Linked DNA regions of Mus musculus: regions 1 and 3 are each linked to region 2. The links are chromatin loops, found by intact Hi-C in ENCODE. Cell type or tissue: left cerebral cortex. All regions are shown on one strand.

Region 1 (8,000 bases), 350 kb after region 2:
TATTTGTAGCAAATATGGGAAAAATGACTTTATTAAATCTACTTGTACAAGTGGAATTGCCTTTCACTTTCCTTATTGCTGTGATAAAATACCTGATCAACGCAACCTGAGGACAAAGGGTTTATCATAGTTCAGATGGAAGTCCCTCATCATGGGGAAAGCAGGATGTATGACAGGAGTTTCAGGTCATATCCATCCACACTCAAGAAGCAAAGAACGATGACGACTTTTCCTGAGCTTACTTTCCGTTTTGTTTGGTCTAGAACTCCAGCCCACAGAACAGTCACACCCACATCTACAGTGGGTCTCCCCAACCTTGGTTAACTAAATGTAGATGATCCTTCACAGACACATTCATATGCTTGTCTTTTTAGAGATTTTAGATCCTGTAGCCAATCATTAACCATCAGGATAAGGTATACCTTTTTAAGATATAAAAGAACTTTGTCAAATTACTTTCTTGGCAGAATCTTCTACATTGGTGTTTTAGTGACCAATGCTCCACATTTTAGCTAATTCTGGATGTTAGGTTAGAAAGCATAAAGCTGGTGAGGTGGTTCGAATATTTGAATGCTTCTTCGTTAGGAAGAGTCACTACTTGGCAGGAGTTGGAAGGTATGGTCCTGTTGGAGGAAGTCACTGCGAGTGGGTTTTGGGGTGTCAAATGCTCAAGTCTGGCCCAGTGTACTTACTTCCTGCTGCATGTGGAACCAGATGTAGAACTCTTAGCTGCCTCTCCAGCTCCATGTCTGCCTGTGTGCTGTCATGCTCCTTCCATGAGGATAAAGAACTAAACCTCTGAAATTGTAAGCGAACCCCAATTAAATGCTTTCCTTTATAAGAGTTGCCGTGATCATGGTGTCTCCTCACAGCACTAGACCGCTGACTAGGATGGCTGCCTATTCAGTCTGACCATAATGATGCCGTAGAGTTTGCTTTGTCTTGATTATTGGTGAAGTTGAACTGGTTTTCAAGGGCTTATTGCTCTTTTGTATTCCACCCTCCAGTAGATCACCTTGAGAAGTAAAATCACTTTCAAATGTGACTATTTCTCACTTAGCTTTTGTGGATCTTTTCTCTCCCACTCTGCCAAACACAAGCCCTGTAGAGCTAGTGCCAGTGCACAGATGAATGAGATTGACAGTCACACCACATCTGAGCCCTGCAATGACTTCTGCAGCATAATTATCTGGCAGCCACAAGAGAAAAGACATCCGAATGATCTACTCCCTCTGCTTTGAAATGGCCTTGCAGCATCTTGCTTTTTGTTTCCAAGAATTCGGTAATTGCATAGGAACAGTTGAGTGCATTTCTTTCTTCCTTTTGCTTCTCTCTGGTGCTTCTATGTTCTCAAAGAAAAGAGAACATTTCCATATTTGAAATAAATCTATAGTTTCAAAGGGCCTTGCCTTTTCCTATTCAGGGAATATTCACAAGGTACCAATGTGAGCCAGGCATATGGAAGGTGTGTGGAGGAAAAAAAAATTATACACAAAGAATAAAGCGTTTTCTCTTGATGCAATGAAGTTAGCAGTCAAAGGAAGGAGCATAGTGAGGGATGAAGCTTCAGAGAAGGATCTGAATCCAGAATCCAGGTAGAAGGGGGTAAAATGAGATTCCCATCTTCTACACTTAAGCTGTTATCCTGCAGGGCTACAACTCCACTGTAAATTTAAATTAGAAATATCAAGCTTCTCCAAGGAAAGAATGAAAATAGATTGTTCCAAACCTTCATGTTGGCTGATGAAAAGGAAAGTTAAGACCAATAAAAATGTATAGTCTTAAAATGCCTTCCCGATAGGACCTTAGCCTCCAAAGGGCATTATTAGGATTTGCTAGGTACAAGTCTGAGTCCAGGGGAACACGCTCTGATACCCTCTGGTTCTTCTGTCCCCAGAACAAAGAAGTAGATGAGGGACACATGCGTAATTACAGAAATAGAGACATATTACTTATAAAAAGAATGTCATTCCCAAGGATAGGAATGAATTAGACAGGTCTAAGGCTCAAAATCTGTGGCCTCCCAGCTTCACAACCTCCCATACATCATTTATATAGCACTTGCTTTCTCCCACACTCGTGTAAAACACACTCTTCTTGTCTGTGTTCTGTTCCTTACATGTGGCCCTCCAGGGTAGAGGATAATAGTATTTCTGCCAACCAGTCTATTATTATTATTATTATTATTATTATTATTATTATTATTATTATTATTATTGGTAAATCTTGATGCCTCATTTCCCATGCCCTACTTTCCTACCACAAAGGTAGTTTAGAACATGAAAAACTCTCAAAGCCAGAATTCAAAGTGGTTCTGGTTGGCAGTGCCCTCAGGCTCTGTCAGACAGCTATACAACCTGGAAGGAATACATCTTAAATTCAGGCCTCTATGAAACCTCAAATACAAAGTTTCAAGGACTGTCAAAAACCCAAACCATATAATTAGGCATGAATGAAAAGTGACAGGAAAAGACAGGAACCAGGCACCAGGCTCCCTACCTCCATTTCCCTGCCTCCAGCAGCAGGGCTACCCACAAGTGAGTGCCTCCAGACTGACAAGCTAGCTACTCTAGCACTGGGTGAGTACCTTCACCCTAGTGAGACAGACAGAAGTTTAGGATTGTATCACCAGCCAAAATAGCATAGATGTAGTAACATCTAGAGATTCGTGTGTAACACAGTTTAGAATCAGCCTTGGTGGCTTAGGGACTGCTTTCACAAGCACTGTCCGAACCTCTGGTAGCACAGGGTGAAGACAGATACATTTTCTGGGGGAGAGCAAAGGGTGGCAAGCACATGTCTTTACCTTGGAATTAATCACCAGCTGCCGAGACCTAGCACGGAGCAGCCCCCACCACTGGGCCTTCCTGCAGATGAAGTCTCTAGAAGAGCCCTCATGTTAAATGAAGACATGAGGCATCAGTGCACCAGTTTTCTACTTGAGATAGCATCCCCTGTGGCCAAGTATAGCAGCATGGGACACGAATCCATCTCAGCAGTAGGAATACCAGGTTGGACTGGTCTTGGTAGGCTATCACATTAGAGAGTGACACAGCACTGATAGCCACCCTTGTGACATGGGAGCCTGGGTTGCTCCCTCTATTGTGATGCTGTCAAAAGGGAGGCATTCTCCAACAGTGCTGACAATCCGTTGGTTAGGAGTAAAGCATCATCGCCCCAGGAAGAGCCTTGTAGTACCACCCACTTGCAGGGATGGACTAAGTTTTTTAGTTCTGTGCCAGCGCCTGCTGAGTAATATGCTCACTGATTATTTGTGACAAGTCTGGGCTTGGATTACCCTCTAGTGCTAACACAACAGACTTACAGAAAGCCAGGCTTTAGGGTACCACCTACAGGTGAAATAGTGAAAGAAAATGACCATGCTGCTTAGGCTTTCTGGAAACACAGGCACACATACAAAAACCCGATTACAAAGAGCAGCATGAATATTTAACAACTCTGTGTCCTGATGTGCTACACAAGTAGCAGCAGGGGCATTCAAAGGAAATTAGGAGCAGTGGACACATCAGCAATCCCAGCTACTTGGGAGTTTAACACAAAAAGATTGTGAGTTTGAGGCCACCCTGGGCAGTATGGCTGGCCCTTGTCACAGAACAAAGCAAGCAAGGAAATAAAACCTTTTGGGGGGAATATGGCCTCATTTAACAATCAGAATGTATGTACCAGATACAGGCATATGAACAAACTCTGGGAGGTGGGGCAAGCTGACGGGCACCCCCACATGAGGTACTGAATGTTAGGGTGACAGAGCGCTGGGGATGTCACCTGAAAGAAAACTCTGGGAATGAGTGCCACTCTGTGCCAAGGCTCTGGAAACAGGCTCCATCCATGTCAGTTCTCGGGCAGCTGTGAAGAGAGTGCCGAGGAAGGGAAATGTGGTTCTATCCTGAGTAGCAAGCTCCATTTATGTCCCAAGGTGCTGGGAGTGAGCTCTGTGCTGGTCCTCAGGGACCGGGAGGTGTGGTGCCAGTGAGTGTGTGTGGGCTCTAACCTAGGAGTCAGGCTCCTCTAAGGTCCTGGAGCACTGGGGAATCTAGGAGTGATTTGTAATTTCCCTTCTCACATTTATCTAATTGGGTTAGAAAATTTATATTACTAGAATTTTTTGGCATTTGTTTCCCACCTGTCTAATCTCTTCCCCTTGTTTCCCTTTTATCCCATTCTTCCCGCTTGTTCCTTCTCATCTCATGCTACCTCCCCTGCACTCTATTTCCCTCACCCCTCCCTTCATCTCCTCCATTTTTATTTCTATACTTTTGCTAATCGTTTTAACGTCATAGCACAGTCCACTTTAGTTTGCCATTTTGTGTTTTGTGATCGTCGCTTATATCTTTGTGGGTTTTAACAGATTTTAAGTGTATTTCTTTATCTTCCATGGTGCAGTTGCTGCTATCACAGCAGTTCAGTTTATTCTCTCTGAGGGATTTCCAGGACTGAGCCCCCAAATGTAAACTATTTAATAGGAAGATCTACAAATAAAACTAGAAAAGATATCCAACCCAAAAGACATGCTAACCATAACACAGACACTTCAGAACTATGGAAATGCAAAGCATATTGTTTGCATATTAATACAAATTCATATAGATATTATAGAAAAATGAAAGATGCTCTGTGATAGTTTATGTATGCTTGGCCCAGGGAGTGACACTGTTGGAGTAGGTGTGGCCTTGTTGGAGTAGGTGTGTCACTGGGGGTGTGGGCTTTAAGACCCTACTCCTAGCTGTCTGGAAGCCAATATTCCACTAGCAGCCTTCAGATGAAGATGTAGAACTCTCAGCTCTGCCTGTACCGTGACTGTCTGGATGACAGGACTGCCATGTTCCTGCCTTGATGATAATGGACTGAACCTCTGAACCTGTAAGCCAACCCCAATTAAATGTTGTCCTTTATAAGGCTTGCATTGGTCATGGTGTTTGTTCTCAGCAGTAAAACCCTAACTAAGACATGCTCCAAAAGGGGAAAAACAGACTAGAGCGATAGATAGGCAGTAACGAGTACTGAATGATCTTCCAATGGATCTAGGTTCAATTCCCAGGATCCATATGATAGTTAACAACCATCTGTAACTCCGGTTCCAAGGAATCTGATGCTCTCTTCTGGCCTGCCAAGGCCCCTGGCACACACATGGCACACAGCCATACACACAGACAATACACCCATACATAGACAATAGTGTTTAAAGAGGAAATGCAACTTCCTTTGATCCAGCACTCACACTATTGGGTAATATAGCCAAAGAAAATAAAATCAATGTTTTGATGAGACATCTGCACTTCCATGTTTCTAGCACAACCAAGGAAATTAGAGGTGAAGGAACATAAGTAGCCTTCAACTGATGGAAAGATAAAGAAATAGTACATCTATATACATAGTACTATTAACCCATAAAAGTGAAATTCTGTCATTTAAGACATGAATATAATCAGACGGCATTACATGGGAAAGACAACATAAAAAGTCAGTGACTGTAGAAGCTGGGAATAGAATAGTGGTTACTTGAGTCTTTGGTGACATACTTTTAAATTATGGCTGTGACCAAAGCATGGCAATATGTAACTTAGGAAGGAAGGATGTGTTGATCTGCTTATTTTTGTTTGGCTCATAGTTTGAGGTTCCTCATGGCAGGGAAGGCCTCACAGCAGGGGCATGAGAGAGCTGCATGCGAGCTGGTTACATCCTCTCCACAGCCAGGAAGCAGAGATCAATGAAGATGGTCCTAATCTGCCTTCTCTCTTCTTTTCTGTTTATATTAAGTCTCTGTCCCATATTATGTGATGGGGCTGCTCACGCCATGAATGAGTCACCCTTCCTCAGTTAAGCATCTCTGGGAGTCAGTGATGAATAAACGAAAAATAAGCTATCCCAAAAAGCTAGTTAATTGCACCACATAGATTCTGTGAGACACTGAATATCATGTATCAGTTGATGCACTAATAACATAACCTTCTGTAATCAACCTTTTCAAAAACAAAGTTGAATTGCTGCCATGTAGAAATATTTTGTTCCACATTAATTTCTAGAAATGTACATAAATATTCTTTGTGATAAACCTGGCCACTGGAATTATCCTGACTGTACAAAAAAAAAACAGTTTAAAAAGAGACTCTGCCTCCTGAACTTATAAAACTATATGAATATGCAGTCAAATCTCTTTATTTACATGGTATCTGCCTCTCTGTGCCCTTCAAAGCCTCTGTCCCCTGCACCACGGCCCCATTTCTAGACAACATCTTGCTGAAGCTCTTTGGAGGTGGCTTTTCTTCGCTGGAATCCTACCTTTTGCTAAGTGTGAGAATGAGACTTTAATGCTGTCACACCTCCCTTTACTTCAGTCAGATCTGACAGCTCCAGGTCTTTCTGCTTTTGTCTCATGAGAATGTTTGTCTTAGCTGCGTTTTATTGCTATGGCAATGACAGCTCTTATAAAGGAAAATATCTAACAGGGGACAGATTATTGCTTCAGAGGTTTAGTCCGTTATTTTCATGGTGGAAAGAATAGTGACATGCAAGCAGATATGGTGTTGGAGAAGTAACTGAGGGTTCTAAATCTGCAGGCAGCAGTAAGGGAGAGAGAGCCTGGGCCTGGCTTGAGCATTTGAAACCTCAAAGCTTACTCCAGTAACACCCTCCTGACTGCATGGCACTTAATCAGCAAGCTTTCAGCACATCAGTCTCCTACTTGTCAACCCCGCCCGCCTGCATGCTGAACAACTGTTTTCATTTTCAGCTTTTGAAGGTTTCTTTTTGAGAGGCTCCCTGAAGGTGTCAGACAGGGGGAAGAATGTGCAGAGAGAATGAAGACCTGGAGCACATTGACTTTGTCAACCTGGATCAGACTTCAGGGAGTCTGATGGCAAGCAGTCCATTGTACACAGTACCACGTGGGAAAAGGTTTCCAGGCAACAATCAGTCCAATCAGTCCAATTCCAGGGGCACGATAAATCGTAAGGTGTGAGTACACAGGAGCTCCTTTACAGAGTACATGTGACCATGAGGGTGGGTTCTATAGCTAGAATCTAATGTGGTCTCTGACCGATAGCACAGAGGTCAGCAGGCCATAAAATACTTGTGACATCTCCCCTTATGATGGTCTAGTGAGGGAAGAGTCTGGGATAATCATTCTGGGGGGGTTGAGTGAGGTCTGCCTCTGTAGCAAAAACTGGGTGAGGTCTGTGTCCACAGATAGCAAAAAGATCAACAGATCATTAAGAAAATCCATTCTCAGCTTTCTGGATGGAATGCAGGTATTTGATTTTGTCTCCTCCATTGAGGAGAAACCCCTGTGTGATTAACTGCTCTCTTACTGCTTCTCTGTGAATGCAAGGACCTCTGTGCCCCCTACATCTTTTGATACACAGGAGTTTTAATTTTGACACAATCTATTAATCTTTTCCTCAGTGTTTACACTTCATGTGCTTTATTTTTAAAAAGCATTTTTGGTTCAAGATCCCAGAAGCCCTGTTACACTTTGCTCTGTCTTTCAGTTTTGCTTTCCACATCCAGCCTTTAGCCTATCTGTTTAGGTTTGATGTGAAATCTGAACCTTGTTTTGTTCTATCCTGCAGAAGTGCCCAACTGCTCATGCTTTGGCCACTGAGTCAGCATGAGGAAAAGGAATGACTCACAAGCTCAGCAACTACCAGGACAATTGCCAGAATTTGGCAGACATGATTACTAAGCTCCCAGCAACCACAAGGTGGGCCGTGCCAGAGGGCAGCTTGTTCCATACGGAGCAGGAACTGAGCAAAGCACCCTCATTTGAAAGGAGAAGTGTTGTTAATTTTCTGCACTGTGGCTAGCCTTGTCAAAAACTCAAAGGCTGCTGGCCCTTCACAGAAAGTGCCCCTGAGAGAGCCCCTGTGTTCTTGCCTCTGCCTGTCTTGCCACCTCCGTGTTCTCACATTAGCTAAGACCACAAATTGAGATGTACCTGTCTTGCTCACCATGGAGTCTCTTTTGAGAAGTGAGATGTAATT
Region 2 (8,000 bases):
GTGCCATATTTTCTGTATCCATTCCTCTGTTGAGGGACATCTGGGTTCTTTCCAGCTTCTGGCTATTATAAATAAGGCTGCTATGAACTTAGTGGAGCATGTATTCTTATTACCAGTTGGAACATCTTCTGGGTATATGCCCAGGAGAGGTATTGCTGGATCTTCCAGTAGTATTATGTCCAACTTTCTGAGGAACCACCAGACTGACTTCCAGAGTGGTTGTACAAGCTTGCAATCCCACCAGCAATGGAGGAGTGTTCTTCTTTCTCCACATCCTCGCCAGCATCTGCTGTCACCTGAGTTTTTGATCTTAGCCATTCTGACTGGTGTGAGGTGGAATCTCAGGGTTGTTTTGATTTGCATTTCCCTGATGATTAAGGATGTTTTAAACATTTTTTCAGGTGCTTCTCAGCCATTTGGTATTCCTCAGTTGAAAATTCTTTATTTAGTTCTGTAACCCATTTTTAATGGGGTTATTTGAATTTCTGGAGCCCAGCTTCTTGAGCTCTTTGTATATATTGGATATTAGTCCCCTATCAGATTTAGGATTGGTAAAAATCCTTTCCCAATCTATTGGTGACCTTTTTGTCTTATTGACAATGTCTTTTGCCTTACAGAAGCTTTGCAATTTTATGAGGTCCCATTTGTCAATTCTTGAGCTTACAGCACAAGCCATTGCTGTTCTGTTTAGGAATTTTTCCCTTGTGCCCATATCTTCGAGGCTTTTCCCCACTTTCTCCTCTATTAATTTCAGTGTCTCTGGTTTTCAACAAATCATGCTGGCACAACTGGCGGTTATCATGTAGAAGAATTCAAATTGACCCATTCTTATCTCCTTGTACAAAGTTCAAGTCTAAGTGGAAACTGTCTTTTGAGAGGAGGTTTATGCTGAAGCAGACACATGGGAGAACATTTTACTAAGAACAGACACGTGGTGTTTTTCTGTAGACAGCCTGGAAAAAGGGCATGTGGTGTTTTGGGAGAGCCCATATTTGAAAAAGCACATGTTTGGGAAGGATAAATATAGCCCAACGGACAGTGGACAGCACTAGATAGTATTGGTACACCTTGCGATTCTTTGCTAGTCATCTTTTGTCATGACTTCATACAGAGAAACACACCAAAAACTTCTGGTGGTGCTCCAGTGGCTTCTTGCTGCTTCTGTGGACTCAAGCTGATTGGGAGTGTCTTGTAGTTCCTTCTGGATCAGCCTGTCACTGCTGATTTGCGAATGGTGTTTATGAGTGGATCAACCTGCCACTGCCAACTCATGTGACTTGAGCTGCGCAGACTGGATTTGCTCCAAAGAAACATTTCTAAACAAGTGCACATCCTCCTTTGTCCTGTCTACCTTTCCTTCTGCTACCTTCAATAAAGAACACTTCCTATTTAATATATATCACATCTTGGTCTTTCACTCACCTGTTGACTCAAAACTTTTCAAGCCTCCATTTTTTTCCATTGATCTCTACACTCACGTGAACTTTCATATCCTATGTCCCAAATCTGTTTTAAAGAGATACTGATTCAAAGCATGCAATTTTAAAACTGTTTATGTAAACCTAGAGACAAGGATCAAATGTAAGATGGAGAAAAGTAAGCTGATGGAAATGATGGTGAGCTGACAAGGGGATGGATGGACTCCGTTGTTTACTCCTTTTTACATTGTTTACTCTTGTTCTTTAGAATGCCTGGCAAACAGCAACATTTCAGATTTCAAAATGAGTATGACCAACAAGGAGAGTTGAAAGAATGTTAGCAACTGTCCTGTAGAACTCTGCTGCAAGGCTTCAGTAAGTGGGATTTAATGGCATCTTAAGAACATAGTGAGGGACTTCACTGAAAATCAGAATTTGAAATCTTTCACCCTTTACCATGCTTAACCCAGTACTGAGCCAAACCAAAAGAATTTAGTAACTTATTGCTCCAAATGATTTAAGGTATTGTCGCCCTCCTTGGGACATCTCTTCTGGTGTTTGTGACTTTAAACATGAAGTTCAATATCTACTTGAAAAGTGACTACATAAAACACCAGGTTAATACACCAGCCTGTCCCCTTCCAGCCTCTCACGCAGCATCCATCCTCGGGAAATAAGCTCTGAGACCCCACAGAGGATACACCAAGCCCTACCACTTTATACCTTTCCTATCTTAGCACTTACCACCATTTAATTCCTGCCATTTTGAGGTGCGAGAGTAACGCTGGCACAGAAGTCATGTTTCCCTCTTCACAACTTAATGGCTAAAAGCTTTTCCTTACCATGGATTTTAGCAACTTCAGTGTACAATTTATGCTCGCTCTTTATTGAGTTGAGAACTTTTGCATTTTCAGCTGAAAGGGTAGAAGGGAGGGAGGGAGGGAGGGAGGGAGGGAGGGAGGGAGGGAGGGAGCCAGGGCTTGATGGATTTTCTTTGGCATGTTCTTTTTGTGTGTTTGTGGTTTGAAGTTATTATTGAGAGAGTTATTTAAACGCAGATATTGTGAAACCTGAGCACTGAATCTAAAAACCAAAATGGCTACTAAGTCACTAATGGACAGGAAGCAGATGTAACCACACAAAGGAGTCATTCACATCCTAGGCTTGAAAGGAAAAAGAATATGGCATGAGGTTCCGTTGGCTATTAAGAACACTTGACCATTTAAAATGTAAAGTATTTGTTTCTGTAATTTTCTAATTGGTATTTATAAACGGCTATTGACTATGGAAAGCTGAAACTAAAGGAAGTGGAGCCAGGGAAAGGGGAGAAGCACTGTGGTTGTGATTACTTTAGGAAAGGCATCTGATTGGTTGCTTGAGTTTTATATAAGGGCTGGAAGATGAACACCCAGCCAAGTAAGACCAAGTTCCTCACAAATATGTCTGGTATGTCTAAAAAGCTAAAAATGAGTGGTGTCTTCGCTGCCACAACAGTTAATGTAGAATCCAAGCTCACCGTTCATTCCATCGCACTTGGAATTCCCAACATTGAAGCAGGAAGTTTTCATGTTGGCAGGGAGGACATTCCACCATTTATATTCAAACCCAAGTGCTGGCTCTGTTCCGGCCGGACATGACTTGCATTCTGCAGAAGATGAGTGAGTATATGCAATCACATTAGGCTGCATCTGAACAGCTTTCTCGGAACCAAGCACCTCTGCACTAAAACTACCAGACAAATATGAGGGACAGATGTTACATGACCACCAATTCCCTTAGCAATTTTTTCAAAATGGATCTGGAAAATTTTTCTAGATACAGTACGGATGCACGTGTACATATTTGGTGGTTTTGTTTGTACAGTGCTTCATATTATGCTTAACTTGGTGAGTGAGTGGTTATCCACGGTTACCCAATAGGATAGGGTTGACTTTCAGAGACTAAAATGTATTATTGTTAAAGGAGACGGCCATACACACAAAACACCAGTAAGACTGTCCTCGTCAGATAAGTCACCATGGCCTAAGAGTCCCATTATCAACATTTCTCAATACCTCTTCATTTTGACAAAATAAGAAATGTGTCTTCTAAAAACTTTTCAAAAAAAGCACTAGAGAACAAGATCGCAAGTCTATCAGGAATGTTTTACTGATCGTGCAATTCATGATAGACACCCTACCCTTTGTTCCATCTGAAAACGTCCCCGGAGGGCAGGGATGGCAAGAAGACGATCCATTGTTATAGAATCCTGGGTTGCAAGGAGGACAATCCTTCTTCTCTCCAGAAGGGGGCAGCCTAATAGCATCTGTGAGATCCTCCCTGCAGATTTTTGGCTCTATCCACTTGTACATTATCTGTGTCTGAGAAAAAAATAAAAGAGAGAGAGAGCTTTTAAAATTAAAACTAAAAGTAAATCATGCAATATCTTTATGACAAAGATGCTAAATTGACAAGCTAAAGAATTATCAACAGTGGAGAACAGAAGAGAGGGCTGAGAGAATCTAAACAGTGAGAAAACAATGAGAGAAAAAGAGATAACTTTCATTAATACAATATGGAGAAAAATAGGTAGGAAAATAACCATTATGTGTGTATGTGTGTGTGTGTGCATGCACATGCACATATGAAGATGTCTTTCATAACTGCTACCCAACTTCGTTTAATGTGAGAGAGGAAGTGTGTAAATGTGTGTGTGTGTGTGTGTGTGTGTGTGTGTGTGTGTGTGTGTGTGTGTGTAGGTGGAGAAGGAGGGAGGGACTAGGACCTGCAGGAGATGGTTTTTTCTTTGCACCTTGTAGGGTGCTTCGTAGTAAATGACTTTACTAGATGAGCCATCTCTCAAGTGACTCCAGGTTATTTTGGGAATCAGATTCTCACTAGACCTAAAGCTTATTGATTCAGCTAGACTGGCTGGCCAGCCAGTCCCACTGGTCCTCCTGTCTCTACTTCCCCAGTTCCGGGAATACAGGAGTGGGGTACTACATTCATTTTTTTAATGTGAGTTCTAGACAACCATGCTTGTGTGGTAAGCACTCTACCAAGTGAGCCAGCTCGCTCGTCCCTGGAAACAATCAATACATTGCGCTAGCTTTGAACCTAAGCAGTAAGAACCCTTACAATACAGACAGCATGCTTCTTATCACAAATCCCTCCTTAAGGTGTAAACAACTGCCAGGTGCTCACCTCTGAACACATGCATATGAACAACAATATACAGACCAGACCATGCAGGTGTGTGTGTGTGTGTGTGTGTGTGTGTGTGTGTGTGTGTGTGTGTGTGTGTGATTTACACAAACAAAGAATTAAAACGAGCAAGCGAATATGAGTGAGGAGAGGTATTTGAGGTGAGGTTTGGAGGGGGAAAGGAAAGGGAGAAATGATGCAGTTATTTTATGATCTCAAAAATAACAGCAAACAAATGCTGCCCCTGCGTCTGCTCACTTCCGTGTGTAGCCAGCAATATGTTGCTTGCTTACTGGCTAGCTCCACTGCTCCCTTCCTTGACACCCGCCACAGCCTTTCTTATCACACTTTGCATGGAGTAATCATCAAAGAAAAATATTATTTTTTCAAAAAGAAGAGATGAAACTTTATGTACAATCCTAATGATTCATAAGTATTAGTAGTTCCCAAGTCTTTTTCAATAATAAGAATTGTAGCTAATAAAAAAAAATTAACCAAGAAAAAAAAAAAGGATTGTAGCTAAACTATTCTCTCCAGAAACTCTTATGGCCTTCTCTATGTGCTCTGAGCATCAGGAAAAATACACCCTTCTGCTCTCCAGGAGAGCACTCAATCACAGCCCTTCTCATTATCCTACTTTACACAAAACAGAATTTAAAAAATGTGGTAACTCAACTACACCCCAAAAGCTGGCCATGCTAAAATTAGTTATTCTTAGTTAAAAAGCAGAATAATAGATAGGTTAGTTGTCCTAAAACAAAACTGGAATGTGAACACTGGTAGGTGGAGTATTCCAGCAAAAATATAACAACCAATATTAGAGCTACATAGAGGTTTTTAGAAGAGACAGTAACTGTTCTTTTCATCCAATAAACTTTTGAAAGTATTGTTTGTCCTTTAAAACAACTTCTGCAACAAGAAGTCTGTTGCAGCTGGAGAACAGGAAACACAGGCAGTCCTTCACCTCTGTTTCTAGTCAGTAAGAACTGTACAAAACAGACATTCAATGCCACTCAACTGAAGCCTTAAATATGCTTGTGGAAGATACACTATCTGGTATGAAGAAGGATGCTAAGAAAATGGATGTCTCATTAGAATGATAAGTAGTATTATTTTCTTTTTATAGATCCCTTTCCATATTCATTTTATGGTCCATGTCATGACATGCTTTAATGCTCTACTTTATGGCTCCGCCTCTCTGACCATCTATAAAACAATGGCCACTCCAGCTAACTCCTCCTAAGTAGCTAAAAACATCAAATTAGATACTATATCAATAAAATGCCCTCAACTACCCCTCAAGAAAGGCAGCATAAAATTCAGAGAATCTAAACAAATAATTATAGGAGAGACATTGACTTTAAGTCTTCAGTTTAAGTTAACAAGTTAAAAAAATTTTTTTTGAGATCCTAGTAAGTTCATTAATTTTCTGACTCACATTCATAGAAATGTATGAGCAGCTACATTTGGGGAAATTTTGTTTCTACACAAGAACAGAAAAGATTCCATGTCAGAAAAGAATCTTCCCAGCCTTTTCAGGACACTATTGTCCCCAGGTTCGCAAACAAGGAAACCTGGGTTTGCACATTAAAGTTATGCACGCGTGGATAGGCCAGATGACAACCTTGAGCATCATTCTTTTGATTCCATCCACCTTGTTTTGCTTTTACCCTGATACAGTCTCTCACTGACCTGGAGCTCTACAATTAGGCTAGGCTGTTGGCTGGCCAGCAAATTCTGGGATCTGGCTTTATGTCCCCATCCCTAGAATTACAAACACATGCTGCCACACCAGGCTCCTTACATGGGTATTGGAGACTGAACTTATGCTGTACAATTTTCAAGGTAAGCACTTTACTAACTAAGCTATCTCCCCAGCCCCAGATTACAGCTATTAAACAACTTGCCCAAGAGATGCAAACAGCACCATTAAAGGAGGGTCATTCTGATGAGACTGAAAACAATACAATATGCAAATATATCTGAGAAGCCAAATAACCAGTTTCTTCCAATGTAAGCAAAGAAGACGTTTAGAAGTTAAAATACACTGTGAACATTTTAACATGGAGAAATCAAGGTACAAGTTCTCTATGATCCATGTTCCTTACAAACCTTCCTGCCACACACGGCAAACTGCTTCTCTGTCTTTCCAACAGAGACATATGTTTCCTAGTGTAGCTGACAGGGAAAGATGCTAATTAATATTAATGATGCTTAGAACCAGATGGCTCACAGTGCAGGTGAGACACCAACAACCAGCTCATTCTGCAGAAAGTGAGATGCAAACATGAAATGGTTTTATGAAACCAAACCCCTCTCAACAGAGTTTTACCAGACTAGTGTAAAGATTACAGAAGAGCTACAATATTCATGATCATTTAGGTTAAACATTAAAAGTGGATCTCTGTGAGCTCAAGGCCAGCATGCTCTACACAGAGTTCTAGGCCAGCCCAAGCTATGTAGTGAGACTTTGTCTTTAAGAACAACACTATCAACCAATCAGGACCTGCCCCACCCCCACCCCCAAGCTCCCAGGGGACTAAACCACCAACTAAAAAGTACACATCAAGGGACCCGTGGCTCCAACCGCATATGTAGCAGAGGATTGCCTTATCTGTTATCAGTGGGAGGGGAGACCCTTGGTCTTGCAAAGGATCAATGCCCAAGCATAGGGGAATTCTAGGGCAGTGAGTCGGGAGTGGGTGGCTGGGTATGTGGGTAAGCACCCTCATAGAAGCAGGGGAAGAAGGGTAGGATGGGGTTTGCAGGGAAAACAGGAAGGGAGATAACATTTGAAATGTAAATAAATAAAATAGTCAATAATTTTAAAAAGGAGTGAACTGAATTTATGAAACATGGACACATTATTTTCTTCTATACCAAGAATCTATTCTTGACTTATATGAAAGATTCTCTGACTTATATGAAAAACATTTCATGTATATATATATATGCATTCAGCATGCTTGTAAGTGAGTGCTGTGTGTGTATGTGTGTGTGTGTGTGTATTCTAAATTATATTTGAATATGAATGACCTTAATTCTATTAGGCCATGTCAGCCAGATATTATCAAACTGGTCACTGGCATTATACTCACTGATACACTAAATCACTCAGCAATGTAACAAATATGATTTTAATATATTTTCATGTTGTTCAGATATAATGCATTAATAGATCTCATTCATTCATTCTTCAGTAATACTGAATTAATTGTGATTACATAGAATAAATTAAATTCACTTTTAACAATAAGTTAGGCAAGTTTAGCTAAGAAAGGTTTATGTTAAAGGTATTACACAATACTTTTTATTGCACTTTTAGCGGCAACTCTCTATGTGTATGTTCTAAATTAAAGTAGCCTCACATGGCATTATCGTAGGGCCACTGACAACCTC
Region 3 (8,000 bases), 160 kb after region 2:
CACAGATCTATCAACACTGGGTTTTACATTGTAAATATTGACGGTGTGAATACTTGCTGACATTTGCCTAAAACATGGAAAATGGTTCTGAGCATGAGAACTTGAAGTGGAAAATTCACCTCCAGAGGCACAACGAGCAGGAGTCATTATGATAACTGTGTGAAAACACAGCTGTCCTATCTCCTTCGGTGACAATGTGACATCCCCCAGGGCACTTGACCAGAGCCTCATTTACTTGTTTTCTGGGTTACATAAGCTTGGACATGTCAAGCACTTCCCAAATCCTGGAAGGCTTATCACTATCCTATCCTATAACTCCTACCTCACCTGCTAGTTAATATCAACCCAACCCACGTGATTCTGGTAGACTTACCCTGGCACAGCCACCAGAACATAATCACCTGTTTTTTCCACTTCCATAGCTACCCCTGACCTGATGCCTTCCTTCTCCACAACTGTTACTGCCCCCCTCCAGGGAGGTCTCACCTCTTTCCATGTCGCACTCTTCCAATCTGGCCTCCACCTTACTGCCAAATAAATATTTAAATTCTTCTCTTGCTCCTGGCTGCCTATTAAATGAAGACCATGATAGCATGACCTAAGACCCTTCATGACCAGGCTCCTGTGCCTCTCAGATCCACTTCCCATTAAGCATCTTGCTGCTCACTGTATTTCAGCTGTACCCAATTATGACACAATACAGCTTTACATTCCCACCACTTTTTTTTTACTAATATACACAATCCTTGTTCTTTTTTTTTAATGTCTTTTTAAAATTTTTTTATTAGATATTTTCTTTATATACATTTCAAATGCTATCCCAAAAGTTCCCTATACCCTCCCTCCGCCCTGCTCCCCTACCTACCCACTCCTGCTTCTTGGCCCTGGCATTCCCCTATACTGGGGCATATAAAGTTTGCAAGACCAAGGGGCCTCTCTTCCCAGTGATGGCCGACTAGGCCATCTTCTGCTAAAAACTGTTTATGAAGTCATTCTAATACAAAAAGTCACTAATTGAAATTTGTAATTATAGTTAGTTTTAGCATTTAAGGGTGATTATCTGTGCTCTACACCTGAAATGCCTTTCCCTCAAGGGAGCCATGGTGAGGTCACGTCTGACTCTTACCATCTTGGCAAATTCCTGCTCACCTTTCAAGCCCCCTTCACCTCTTTGGCAGTGCTTTTTCCAATCCTCCCTGTGGGCTCAGGGGCCATTTGTCTCTCTTTTGGCAACAAAGCTCTTACTTACAACTGCTTTTTTACATATCTGCCTGATCCTTACTTACATATATCTTTATATTTATTTTGTAATATTTATCATGATATTGTGCCTGCAACTAATATAAACTCACTAAATGTTGGTAGAATAAAAACTGTTAGCCAAAGTCATCGTTCACTAAAAATTCGGAGACCAGTAGAATCACATTGTGCAGCTTTTAGAGCACTCAAGCAAGGATCTTCTGGTTGCAATTATCAAATTAAATAACATATACATAATCCACTTAGTTCTGTTCTTTTTCTGTTCTCACGAGCTCCCTTTTAATATCTCCATTGCAACTCTGAGTCATCTGTTGGCCTGGATACTTTTTTCCTCTGGCTGTCCTAATAGGTCCAATTAGTCAATTAGTCAAAAATCCCACTCAAATTCACAGGTGCTGGCCTAGGCTATGAGCCTGAGCCTTTGAAGTCTCCCCCTAGATTCTTCCTGAAATATTAGCATTGAGCTGCACTAATCTAGCAATAAACAATTCTCACACTGATACAATTTTTCCTGTACTACATTACATGTCCTAATACTGAAATAGGTTATTGATTAGAGTCAGTTGACAAGTGCAAAACAAACACATGAAACCCCAGAAAGTGTTTCCTTCCCCATACAAAACCCCAAATAACACCATACAGGTCTAGTGTCCAGATTCCACTTAGGAACATCCATCGCATCCTATCCTCGCCCTGTATCTATGGCTCATGGACTTGATTTTTATTTCCCTCTCCCAGACTGCCCCTTCCTGTTTGTGCTTGCACTTCCACCCGCTGATTTGGTCCCCAGCTGAACTTCCAAAAGCAATCATTTCACCTCCCCTCCATCATCCAAAAACTCTAATAGCCCTGTTCTTAGAGCCTCACTCCAGAGTCCAATTTGCCACAAATCTAAGGTGAAACTTCTACCCACAGCCCAATTATATTTTTGGAGGGCCCTCTGTCTCATCTCAGGCAATCATTATAAGGTGCCTCCCAGGCCAATTTTCTACATGGTCTTTTCTTTCCTTTTTCAAGTAAGCAAGGAAAGAAATCAGTCTTTGTAACAACATGGCTTATTTTATAAAAATGTTGATAGAAGGTTGAGATTTAGAGTACCCTGCAAATTTTTCCATACCCTCTTAATAACATTCATGTTATTAAGACCTGGCTTTAGTTTTCAGCCTTAAAGGCCCGGATCTTAGCTGTTCTTGATCTCTCTGAACCTCACAGGGCTGCTGTCCTTGTGTTCAGCAATGACTCCCTTTAATGTTAAGAAAACCCAGGACTGAGTAGACCATCGTGACTCCAAGCACTAAGGAGGCAAGTACCAGTCCCTCTGTAATATGGACATGAAAACAAGTGGTTAAACCATCATAATAGACAAGAAATGGCTGCTTTATTCTCCTTATTATCATAGTCCAATAGCTATCTCTCAGAGGAACTTGCTAAGCTCAAGATGGATCCCCTATATCCTCACATGCCCAGAACAGGAAGTCCTTACCCGCAAAGCCTGAGAATCATTTACCCCCTCATTTTCCTCTTCAAAATAATGGTAGATTGAAACAATGATCAAGAATACAAATTAGCTCAGCTGACTAGCCTGGGTATGGACAATCAGCTTATGCTTATGCCCGTGGGAGGCCTCTTCTCTTTCCAGTGGAGTCTCTAACCCACAGTGCCTACAGTCTGCAGGGAGAACATACGTAGATCTGTGTATTACTGGTTCTAGAAACAAACTAGCCAGAGGCTGACTCAGGAGCATCCTCCTATAGATTTTATCTTCTTTCATTTTTAAAGGGAAAAAAATCAAAATTAAGATCTAAAAGCGTGGATCACATACAATTTCTAAAACCAAGTCGATGAAAGGCTGGAATTGGGATGAGCATCGCCTTCTTGTACATTCTGTCACCCCCATGCCTCAGTTCTGTATGATTATAGTCTAGAAATAGGGATGTAGCTCAGTTGGTAGAGTGCTTGCTTAGAATAAAAGGGGCCCTAGGTTTCATCCACACCACTATATAAACTGGATGTGGTGACCTCTATCTGTAATCCTAGCAACTGGGGTATGGAGGCAGGAGGATAAGAAACTCATTACCCATCACCAGCTACATAAGGAGTTTGAACCCAGCTTGGGTTAAGAGAATGAATATATATATATATATATATATATATATATATGTATATATGTATATATATATGTATGTATAAATATATATACATATATATACGTATATGTATATATATATATATATATGCATCTCTTCTAGTGGCCTTGACCTTTCTACTTCAAAAATAGTCTTCAATTCTTCACTACTAAGAATTAGTGTTGCAAGGAACTTGGAACTTCACTTCGTTAAAGAAACGTGTGCTATAAACTGTGTCTGGGCAACTGGACAATAAAGCTTATCTTGCCACAACAGTTGTGGATGTCCAAAAAGTTGAATTCTATAGAACCCCATACACTGGTTTATTCCCAGGTGACAAGTGGCAGGATACATATCGAACCAATACTAGCACAAGCTGAAATTATGCACAGCTGTTTGTTTGCCAAGACTTTGCCCCGATTCACTAGCTACAGTACAGCTGCATATTCACACCCAAGCTTGCCATCTGACTTTCCATCATTGTGGGCTGCCCTGGGGCATGTATTGTAAGAGAAGAAGATGAAAACCCAGGGATGATGGATGGTGTCTAAAAGGAGGATACTCTCATTCCGAAGTGGTTCCAGCAAGCACAGAAACAGAATCTTGCCGTTCTTCTCAAAAGAAGCTAATGGCTAACCTATTTTTGCTGGATACCTATAAAGAACCTGTCACCCTGATTCCTAGCAATCTTCCTTAAAACAGCGTGTGTGCCTCACCTCTTCTCCAACAGAATCACTCAAAGTAGGTCAGAAATGTTACTTCCTTCCCCTCATTGATTTTCATTAAAAGAAGGCACTTTCTGGAGCATGAAAGGCAAAGGTAAACACACAAAGCAACTTCCAGTGACACCCTCTAGAAATTGTTGGCACAGTAAGTCTCGTTTTTCCCAAAAGCAGGAGAAAGATCTAATCACCCAGAATGTACCCTTCTTGGCTATAAAGCAGCAGTGATCTTAAACTGTAAAGTACTCAGCTACAGGACTTCAACCAGGTGAAGAACCTCCCCAAAGGAACATATTTGCTTTGCCCATTCTAATTTTCTACATCACCAACCCGCCTCTTTCCTAAGTACTTTCTTCTCTGCCTTCTTCACATCCATGTCTTGCCAGAATGTCAAGAGACCACACTGTTCTGTATTTGAAAGCTGAGAGCTTGAGAATTGGATGAAAGCATTTGTGGAGACTGGGGAGCAGAGAAATCAGGAGAGGGAGGGTGAGTATCTAGGTCTCTCAAAAGCTATAAAGCCTTAGTTTTCTAAATCCTATGGGGCAGGGCTTCCCCAGTCTCCTCCCCTTCCTGAAATTTCTTTCTCAAACCCAGGTCCTGAGACCTGGCTCTCCAAAGGGGGCGCAGCAAAGTCCTTCAGAAACCCCCAAACACCAGCACGGAGAGAAATACACCACCAGAAAGACAGAAAGCCTCTACACCCGCTCCTAGCCAGCTAGCAGGGGCGAGCAACTTCATCCCTGGGCAAAACGAACGCCCCTGTCCTCCAAACCCGAAAAAGGTGATGGTCACTCTGAGCCCAGGTCCCCGAGATCGCCCCACCCCACACCCCGCCTCAAACTCCAAGTGGGGACCCGGTGCTGCTCACCTCTTGGCACGCAGGAAGCGGGCGGCCAGAGGAGGACGAGTCTCCAGCCCAAACTGCCTGGCAGCCTGCGAGCGCCCAGCAGCAAATCCAGGCGGGGCTCCAGGGCAGCGAGAGCGCGCGGCGGGGACCCCCGGCCGGTCGCCCCCGATCCCTGCCTTTCGCCCGCCGCAGGGTGAGCAGCAGCATCCCGGCACTGAATGGACTCCGGCGAGGAGTCTGGGAAGCGAGGACCGTGCTCTTGCCTCCTCTGGGCTCAGCTCAACTGGGCTGATCTGCACGCTTACAGCTCGGCCGCTCGCAGCGCGGGCAGCCGGCGCCCGAGCTCCCGTCACGCCAGAGGGAGGGACCGTGGGACGCGGGCGCGGCGCGGGGGCGGGACGTGGGGCGGGGACGCGGGAGCCGGGAGCAGGTGGCGCGGGCTGCGGCTGAGGCCCAGCCCAGCACGCGTGGAGCGGTGGCGCTGCCAACCGCGCAGGAGCCTTGTGACAAGATTGAGGGATTCAGAGAGACCAGAGACTCCGGAGTGTCGCTCCTCTCTAGACCCCTGTCGACACCCTAGGGATATCTCTTATAAGGATCCACGCCTCAGAATGAATTTCTACAAGATTAGGGTTTGCTGAAATGGCAGAGAGGAAAGAGGCCTGAGGTTTGTAGTATTGAGCTCGGTTATCTCATCTATTTAATGAAAATGATAACAGTAGCCACCACGTGAGGTCGCCATGCGGGTTAATTAAGTTGATGTGCACAAAGCTCTTGGAAGGGTGCCTGCCTCACAGTAGATGGGAAAAAAGTGGTGGTACCAAACCTACTTCCTGCTGATTTAGGTATTATTTCATACAGATGTGTAGCTTTTGGCGAACAAACCTTTTTGCTTCTGGGAAAGCATTTATCCTGTACAAAAGCTGCAGTGGTGGTCTATTTTATGTGACCCACACGCACACACTAGGCAGTGAAGGGTGATATGTCAATGGGAGGAGCTCAAGGATCCTCTGACCCAACTGACACACTAAATATAAATGGACCTGAATATGTCTGCAGCAGCTACGTTCACTCAAATATATATACATTTCCTTTCGGTTTTCTTCCACTTACAGTTTAGGAGTAGCCAAACAGGTAGGTGGCTCTGTTATCGCTTCGGTTTTTATTTCCTTTGTTTGTTTTTTTATTCTTTAATCCACCAAGAATTTATGTGAGCCAAATTTATATTATCTTTGTCAACAATTAACCATATGTCTATGAATTAAAAACACTTTCTTTATTAAAACAAAGCCCATTTTATTCAACATAAGTAGATTAAAGTACAGATTTGCCTAAATAGCATTCTTTGTAACTCTCAATTAATAATTTCCTCTTAAAGGATTAAACAGCTTAGAGTTACTAAGTATACATTGCTTTTCTTTTGTGCAGGGTACATCAGAGGTGAACTTCAGTAACACACAACAGTCACAGAACTACATCAACAGCACCACAGCTACAGGCATACGTTCTACATAGATTTTTCTTCTTGCAAGTAAACCAGATTGCAATATTAAATGACCAAAAAATTTAAATCCTCTAAGCACAAAAATGTTAGTAAGTATGAATTCAAGTAGCGAATGTTTGAAACATAAATTTTATGTAAGCGGAATGAAATATTATAAAAGTGTTTCTATATGAACCTCGGAATGAGAACAATTCTAGAAAATGTGCGTGTGGATTATGCACTCCGGAACACGGATATTCTTGAAAACAATTTGACAGCATACTAAAATATTTTTACTCAGTCAGGGAACATGATGGAAGAGGAGACCAAACAAATATAAGAGCCAGAAGGAAGATAAAGAGGAGGGCTGCCTCAGGCTATCTCTAAGTACCACATAGCCTTCACAGTCCTGAATTCACATCAGCCACGCCCAGTGCACTGGGCTGTTAACAGGAAATCATGGGTCCCAGGGGACTGTAGCTCTCCTTCATGAACTATTGACTACTGATGAATTCTGGAGGAGGGACAGTTATTGCGTTCACTTGTGTCCCCAGAAGTGAGCCCACCAGGTGAATGTGTGAGCTACCAACCCACATTCACACAGATGTCCCTGGTTATGCTCAGGTGGTGACAAGACAGAACAAAAAAGCAAGCATTGAGTGTAGAAAGGGACCTGTCCGGGAAAACAGGAATGGGAGGAAGATAAGGGAGGGAAAAGTGGGAGGCACCACAGCACATTATAAACATATTTGAAATTGCCAAAGAATAAACTTAATTAGAGTTATCAAAGTATGAGTACGCCTTTAGCTTTTTAAATTTTTATTTAATTTTTTCATACACTATATATTGATATTTTTCCCTTCCCTAACTCCTTCCAGATCCTCCCCACCTCACTACCCACCCAACTTCATGTTCTTTCTGTCTTTCTGGTCATTTTTAATTCTAGCCATCTAAGAACTAGTGATTAAGGAGAGCAAGATTTTACATTCACTGTTGTTTAATTAAAAATTAAATAGCCTAAGTGCCCCCAAAAGGGGGATAGTTAAGTAAGTTATGCTCCTTCCTGTGGTAAAACTATACTGATATTAAAGTTGTATTTTCAGAGAATACTAAGAGACTTAAGGAAGTGCAATGATACTTTATCAATGTTTAAAACCTGGAGACTCACCTTAAGTAGCTGGTCTCCAGGTGTGGCAGGAGAGAGTAGGGTGTGCAGTTGGGGTGGGTTTATTGAAGAAGCCTGGTTAAAACAAAACCAAAGCTGTTGGCAGAGGTTTTCTAATAAACTAATAGCAAGACAGCTGTTTGCTTTCCTTTCTTCTTCTTTTTTTTTTACAGTATTTGTTTTCACATTCTCCATAATTATTGTAGTCTTATTATAGCCATTATGTATCATTTGCATTCTCTGTGTTCTTTTTTTGTCAAACAATTCAGCCATGGGAGAGGGATCAAATGCGCACATAAAAATGTCAAGACCAACACTTCATCAATGTTATTTGTAAAACAAAAAAAAAAAAGGTAAATGAAACTTAAATATCTAAAACTAAGGGAAAATGAAA

What was found. Hi-C counts contacts between places; a loop is a spot of excess contacts. Peaks named below come from ENCODE experiments on the same cell type or tissue, not always from the same donor. Only the 100,000 strongest peaks of a DNase experiment are listed, where the experiment ranks them.
Region 1: a loop joins it to region 2, with 4 times the contacts of the local background. A loop is called at or near these places in 13 of 42 quality-filtered maps.
Region 3: a loop joins it to region 2, with 2.6 times the contacts of the local background. A loop is called at or near these places in 8 of 42 quality-filtered maps.

Annotation. Positions count from the first base shown.
Region 1 is chr5:9,068,744-9,076,743 of GRCm38, reverse strand. It overlaps Gm31449 (a long non-coding RNA gene), which reads right to left and starts at 3,041. Exons shown (of 5, transcript XR_868245.2): 1 at 2,807-3,041. In left cerebral cortex, CTCF peaks have their summits at 3,347 (motif pointing left) and 7,721; DNase peaks (open chromatin) are centred at 3,322 and 7,683.
Region 2 is chr5:9,423,468-9,431,467 of GRCm38, reverse strand. It overlaps Elapor2 (endosome-lysosome associated apoptosis and autophagy regulator family member 2), which reads right to left. Exons shown (of 22, transcript NM_172706.4): 9 at 3,598-3,778; 10 at 2,935-3,063. Among named protein-coding and RNA genes, the nearest start is that of Mir879, 52 kb to the right of the region's middle. In left cerebral cortex, a CTCF peak has its summit at 3,706 (motif pointing right); a DNase peak (open chromatin) is centred at 3,705.
Region 3 is chr5:9,263,436-9,271,435 of GRCm38, reverse strand. Elapor2 (endosome-lysosome associated apoptosis and autophagy regulator family member 2) reads right to left here and starts at 5,318. Exons shown (of 22, transcript NM_172706.4): 1 at 4,980-5,318. The coding sequence starts at 5,165. In left cerebral cortex, a CTCF peak has its summit at 4,721; DNase peaks (open chromatin) are centred at 3,890, 4,632 and 5,441; H3K4me3 peaks cover 2,249 bases; H3K27ac peaks cover 1,833 bases.